Regions from separate parts of the Homo sapiens genome. Here region 1 is linked to region 2. The links are chromatin contacts, found by Hi-C or POLR2A ChIA-PET in ENCODE. All regions are on one chromosome and are shown on one strand. The core of a region is the stretch at or near the end of the contact, and the rest is flanking DNA. Distances in the headings are between cores, read along the strand shown. Region 1 overlaps BRF1 (BRF1 general transcription factor IIIB subunit). Region 2 holds the start of NUDT14 (nudix hydrolase 14).

What was found. A loop is a pair of places that touch in the nucleus more often than their neighbours do. ChIA-PET counts read pairs that join two places held with the same protein, here RNA polymerase II (POLR2A). Pooled maps may share reads with other maps.
Region 1: a pooled map shows a loop between it and region 2 (2.2-fold over the local background). The contact joins the enhancer-like site here to the promoter of NUDT14 in region 2. A Hi-C loop is called at or near these places in 2 of 50 pooled maps. POLR2A ChIA-PET finds 5 or more read pairs at or near these places in 5 of 52 experiments (AG04450, Caco-2, H1 and 2 more).

Annotation. Positions count from the first base shown.
Region 1 is chr14:105,281,114-105,283,814 of GRCh38, forward strand. All of the region lies in intron 2 of BRF1 (BRF1 general transcription factor IIIB subunit), which reads right to left. Among named protein-coding and RNA genes, the nearest start is that of BRF1, 19 kb to the right of the region's middle. RefSeq lists an enhancer at 1,914-2,455. Within about 2 kb of position 1,346, at least 2 of the 41 ENCODE cell types and tissues checked have a DNase peak (open chromatin) inside an H3K27ac peak, as active enhancers do.
Region 2 is chr14:105,179,969-105,182,751 of GRCh38, forward strand. It overlaps NUDT14 (nudix hydrolase 14), which reads right to left and starts at 1,344. Exons shown (of 5, transcript NM_177533.5): 1 at 1,161-1,344. The coding sequence starts at 1,241. RefSeq lists a silencer at 1,044-1,513.

The sequences.
Region 1 (2,701 bases), core at 96-2,595, 100 kb after region 2:
GCCTGCGTGACCCTGAGCCCGGGTGTGTGGATACAGGCTGCGTGATCCTGAGCCCAGGTGTGCAGGTGGAGGCCGTGTGATCCTGAGCCCGGGTGTGTGGATACAGCCTGCGTGATCCTGAGCCCGGGTGTGTGGATACAGCCTGCGTGACCCTGAGCCCGGGTGTGTGGATACAGCCTGTGTGATCCTGAGCCCGGGTGTGTGGATACAGCCTGCGTGATCCTGAGCCCAGGTGTGCGGATACAGCCTGTGTGACCCTGAGCCCGGGTGTGTGGATACAGGCTGCGTGATCCTGAGCCCAGGTGTGAGGTGGAGGCCGTGTGATCCTGAGCCCGGGTGTGTGGATACAGCCTGCGTGACCCTGAGCCCAGGTGTGCGGATACAGCCTGCGTGACCCTGAGCCCGGGTGTGTGGACAGAGCCTGCGTGATCCTGAGCCCGGGTGTGTGGACAGAGCCTGCGTGATCCTGATGAGTCGATGTGGGGCGGCTGACTGCAGCTCGTGCACCACAGTGGAGGGGGGCACTGACGGGGTCAGGGGAAGCTGTGTGGTGGGAGGTGCTCAGAGTCTACAGGAACTCTCTGCCGATCCATTTTGCTGTGAACCTAAAATGCTCTAAAAATTACAAGTCTTTTTTTTTTTTTTAAATTCCTTTCTATATGATTCCCACTGTATGAAGCAGAAAACCAAGTGAAGCCAGTGGGCAGCAGGTGCTTTCTGAGCTGCTGCAGGCCTGACTCATGTGGATTTGTCAGGTGGTTCATGGAAGGTCAGCACATTTCATGCACTTTACTATGCGTGCTATACTAGGAAAAACAGACCAAGAGAACAGAAAAAGAATTTCCCTGAGAAACGCGTCCCAAACGAAAGGCTCATCAGGTCAATGAAGAGAGCCCCACCTAGCGGCATTTCAGAACCGTCGCTTCAGAACATCAAAGAAATCATCCCAAAAGGCCTGAGATTTTAAAAACAGAGATCAAAACACACTGGCATTCAACGTCTCTTGCTGGTGGACCCGGAGCAGATGCTCCCCACATTCCATGGGGTGCCTGTCTCAACCCCTTGGCAACCATCCCAGGGGGAAGGGGCAGGAGTTTCTCTCTCCCAGACCCTTTCTCTAAATACAGTCTCAGCGTGTCCCCAGCAAACCAAAGGAGGGGCCTGTGACCTCGCAGGGTGCACGGAGGCAAGCAGAGGAGACAGAGTCCTCGCAGAACATGACTGTCGCTGCGGGCAGGAAGGGTGGCCCGTGAGTTTATTTCCATCTTTGCAGTTTTCTAAGAAAGGCAATCAAGACTTCACCAAAACAGTAACAGTCGGAAGCTACATTCACAGATTTCCACCAAACCTGGCAGGCTGGGTGGCGGGCGGGAGTGGAGGCCGTGGGCCAAGCTTGCAGCGGGACCAGGGCTGATATGAAAACTTCAACCAAGGCGGTATGGGGAGAACAAAGGAGAATAAACAAAATTTAAACAAACATAACCCATGATAAATCAATCAATCAAAATAAAGGGTTTTTTAAAAGTAAGATAAATACAGCCAGGTGTAGTGGCTCACACCTCTAATTCAAGCACTTTGGGAGGCCAAGGCGGGTGGATCACCTGAGGTCAGGAGTTCGAGATAAGCCTGGCCAACATGGCAAAACCACGTCTCTACTAAAAATACAAAAATTAGCCGGGCGTGATGGTGGGCACTTGTAACTCCAGCTACTCGGGAGGCTGAGGCAGGAGAGTAGCTTGAACCCAGGAGGCGGAGGTTGCAGTGAGCCCAGATCGCGCCACTGCACTCCAGCCTGGGTGACAGAGCGAGACTCCATCTCAAAAAACAAACAAACAAACAAAAGGTAAGATAAATACGAAATACAAAATAAGAGGCAGGAAGAGCCCAAAGCATCAGAAATGTGCCAGTTATAATGGGCCAAAATCCCCTCTTGTGTCTCCAGAAGTATTTGAAAAATACGTTAGGATCTGCCTCACAGACATGCTCCCAGGACACTCGACAGCAAGGAGGTACGGCGGGCCCAGCCAGCCAAGGCAGAGGAGGACATCACTGCCACAGCAGGGGGCCTGACTGGCAGCAAAAGGGACGACTCCGGCGAAAAGTCAGCAGGAAACAGGACAGGGGCTGGACCAATGGCCTCCCTCAGCCCCACACCCCACCCAGGCAGGAGCGGTGCCTGGCCCGGGGCAGGCGGGTGGGAGAGCTCACTGAGTGGGCAGCAGGGCATGGCCCCTGATGCTGCAGGTACCCAGGCTGCAGCTGCAGAACCTCAGGTGGGAACCCAGGTACAAAGATCAGCATAGGGTCCCCCAGAACCACCCATCCCCAGTAAGACTCAAGAGGGGTGGGGGCCCCGCAGCTTCCCCCACACAGTGAGTGGGGTCCACGGGGCCTCCTGGGCCTGCAGGTCACAACCTTCACTGACACTCACCCCTAATTAGGGAGCATGTATGTTCCAATTTTCATTTCTTTCTTGAACCAAAGGTATTTAAAAGGCTTTTGAAAAGGTAAGATGAGCCATTTCTCTTTCTCTGTTGTTGGTTTCCAATCCTATTGCAATGCACGCGTCTGCACCGACACTACTCTTTGCAATTTGTATAGGTCTGAGGCACGACCAACTCTAGTAAAGATACCGCGAGTTTTTGGGAAAATACAGACTACATTCTCTGTGGAGAACAAAGCTCTTCACATGGAGAAAATC
Region 2 (2,783 bases), core at 94-2,593:
ACCTGATAGGCTGGGGGGCTGGACTGACTGTGACCAGGAAGGTGGTCTTTGCCTTAATGGCATGAAGGAGCTCTGGCAGAGGGGAGATCTGCTGGGGGCAGGTGGGCATGCAAGCAAAAGGTGGGGCCCTAACTGGACAGGGCTGGGCTTGGAGGAAGACGGCCCGGGACTCAGTGATCCACTGGATGTGGGAAAAGGATGGCAGCAGCTCCTTCACCCAACACATATGCCTCATGCCTGTAATCCCCATGCTTTGGGAAGCCAAGGCAGGAGGATCGGTTGAGGCCAGAAGTTCAAGACCAGCCTGGGCAACAGTGAGACGTCGTCTCTACAAAAAAATTTAAACATTAGCCAGGTGTGGTGGTGTGCACCTGTGGTCCCAGCTACTGGGGCGGGGGCTGAGGCAGGAGGATCGCTTGAGCCCAGGAGGTTGAGGCTGCAGTGAGCTGTGACCATGCCACTGCACTCCAGCCTGGGCGACAGCAAGACCCTGTCTCAAAAACAAAACAAAACAAAATATTCCTTGTGAACCTACCATGTGCCTGGTGCTAAGTGAGGCAATACAGCCTCTTGTGCCGTGGCCTGGCATGGGAGAAGGTGACACCCTAGGAGGTGGGGAAGGCTGAGCTTAGGCAGATGGAGACTCCAAGGAGGTGCCCTCCCTGGAAAAAACCCCAAGGAGGAAGCCTGCTTTGAGAGGCTCTCTCAAGTTCTCACTCAGCTCCTTCTCCTACCTCCCTGCGCCCGGCCTCTGCGCTCCTTGCTCCCTCCTCCTCGGCCCAGCTATCTCCTCCTTCAAGTGGTAGCATGAAAGCCACCACTTCCAGGAAGCCTTCCCTGATCCCCAGGGCAACCAAGGAGTTCCACTGCCAAGAGGGTCGGATTGGGCGGGCGGGAAGGATGGGGCCCAGCAATGCTTCCTTGAAAGGATGAGTGGTGCCCCCTCAGATGTCCCTCCCGCGGCCCCTCCCCGGCCTGGGGGCTCACTGGGTCTGGGAACCCGCGATCCGGCGGGCGGACAAGCGGCCGCCCGGGAGATCGGCGGGAGGCGGGGGCGGGGCTCCGGGGCGGGGCCGGCAGCGCGGAAGATGGTGGGCGGGGCGCGGGTCGTGGGCCGGGCCGCCGGCGGGGGCGCGGGGGACGCGGGGGCGCGGGCTCACCTGGCGGTAATGCAGCGTGAGCGGCCGCAGGTAGGGTGAGGCGGCGCAGCGGCCCACGGACGCCCCCTCGATGCGCTCCATGGCGGCGCCCGGACAGGCGGGGGCCGCGAGCTCTGCGGGGGCCGACACGGGGCGGCGCCCTGTCCCGACAGGAGCCTTCGGGCGGGCGCGTGACCGCGGCTCTGAGCATGCTCCGTGGGCGCGCGGGGCGGGGCGGCCGAGGTGGGCGGGGCGGCCGAGGTGGGCGGGGCTCGCAGGTGCCACCTGTCGGGTGCCGCGCGCCTCGGGGCGCTGGTCGCCGCGGTGCCAGGGAAGCCGCGCAGGCACGTGGGCGTCGCCCGGGGGAAGGACTGGCCGGGTCGACCCCGGCCGCCGGGCGGGGCCAGCCGGGCCGGGGTACAGTGCTTGGGTGGGACTCGGGACCTCTTGGCTGGGGGAGGGAGGGCCTGGCGGTGGTTGGAGCTAAGGGCCTGCAGCTTTGGGGTGCGATGGGCCGAGCGGATGCCTCCCCACTCTGGGGATGGACCACAACCCCGAGATTAAGTTACTCCAGGGGTCCGCGGGCGGGGCCGGGGGCGGGGCAGCCCCCCAGGGAGGGAGGGACTGTGGGCCCAGGAAGAAAATCACAGGAGACCAAAGAGAGAGGGCCCTGGAAGGAAGCTAGGGGAGAGGAGAGTAGGGAGCTGGAGGGGCCAGAGCTTGGGCCGAGGGGGCCTCCCCTCGAGGTTCCTGGTGGCGAGGGTGGCTGGGAGCTGCCACGCTGTCTCTGGAGCTGTCCCTCCTCCACTCAAAAGCCAGCTGCCCTTCCCTCCCCCTGCAAGTCCTACCTTGATGACGGCCCTTCCTGGGTGTGGGAGGGTCCCAGGCAGCTTCAGTGCTTCCTTGGGCATGGATTCCAAGGACCCCCTCCAAATGCCACCACGGCCTCCACGGGGGCAGGAAACAATATTGAGGCCCACACTGGCCCTGAACCCTGACCTGCACCTGCTTTCTGAACTATGGCCCAGGGGACATGCTCAGGGTGGACTGGCCATGTGAGCTTGAAATCGACTCCCAGTTCCCTGTTAACTATTGCCGTGTAACAAAACACTCCTCCAAAGCTTAGTGCCTTAAAGCACCCCGTTATCGCCTGGCCTGTGGGTTGCCCAGCTCAGCCAGGCAGCCCTGTCTTGGGGTCTCTCTGCAGTTGTAATCAGGTGGCAGCTGGGGCTGGAGTCGTCTGAAGGCCAAACGGGGTGGACCGTCCAGGATGGCCTCTTCGCCCCCGCCCTCAGTTGGGTGGCTGGAACAGCTAGGGCCGGCTGGCCTCCCATGTGGCTGGCGTGGGCTTCCCTGCAGCATGGTGGTCTCGGGGTAGTTGGATTCTCCCGTGGCAGCTGGCTCCCTCCAGAGCACGTTCACCAGGCCAGGCCAAGCTGCCAGGCTTTGTGTGACCTGGCCTCAGATGTCATATGGTGTCATTCCTGGGGCATCCTGTGGGTCAGAAAGTCCTGGGCCTCCGGCAGATTCCAGGGGAGGGACATCACCAGGTGGGAACGCTGGGGAGCACGGTCATGAAGCCAGCATCCAAGTCCAGCTGTCACCGCCCCAGTAGCTCTACAGGGGCCTGTGTCTCCCTGCTTT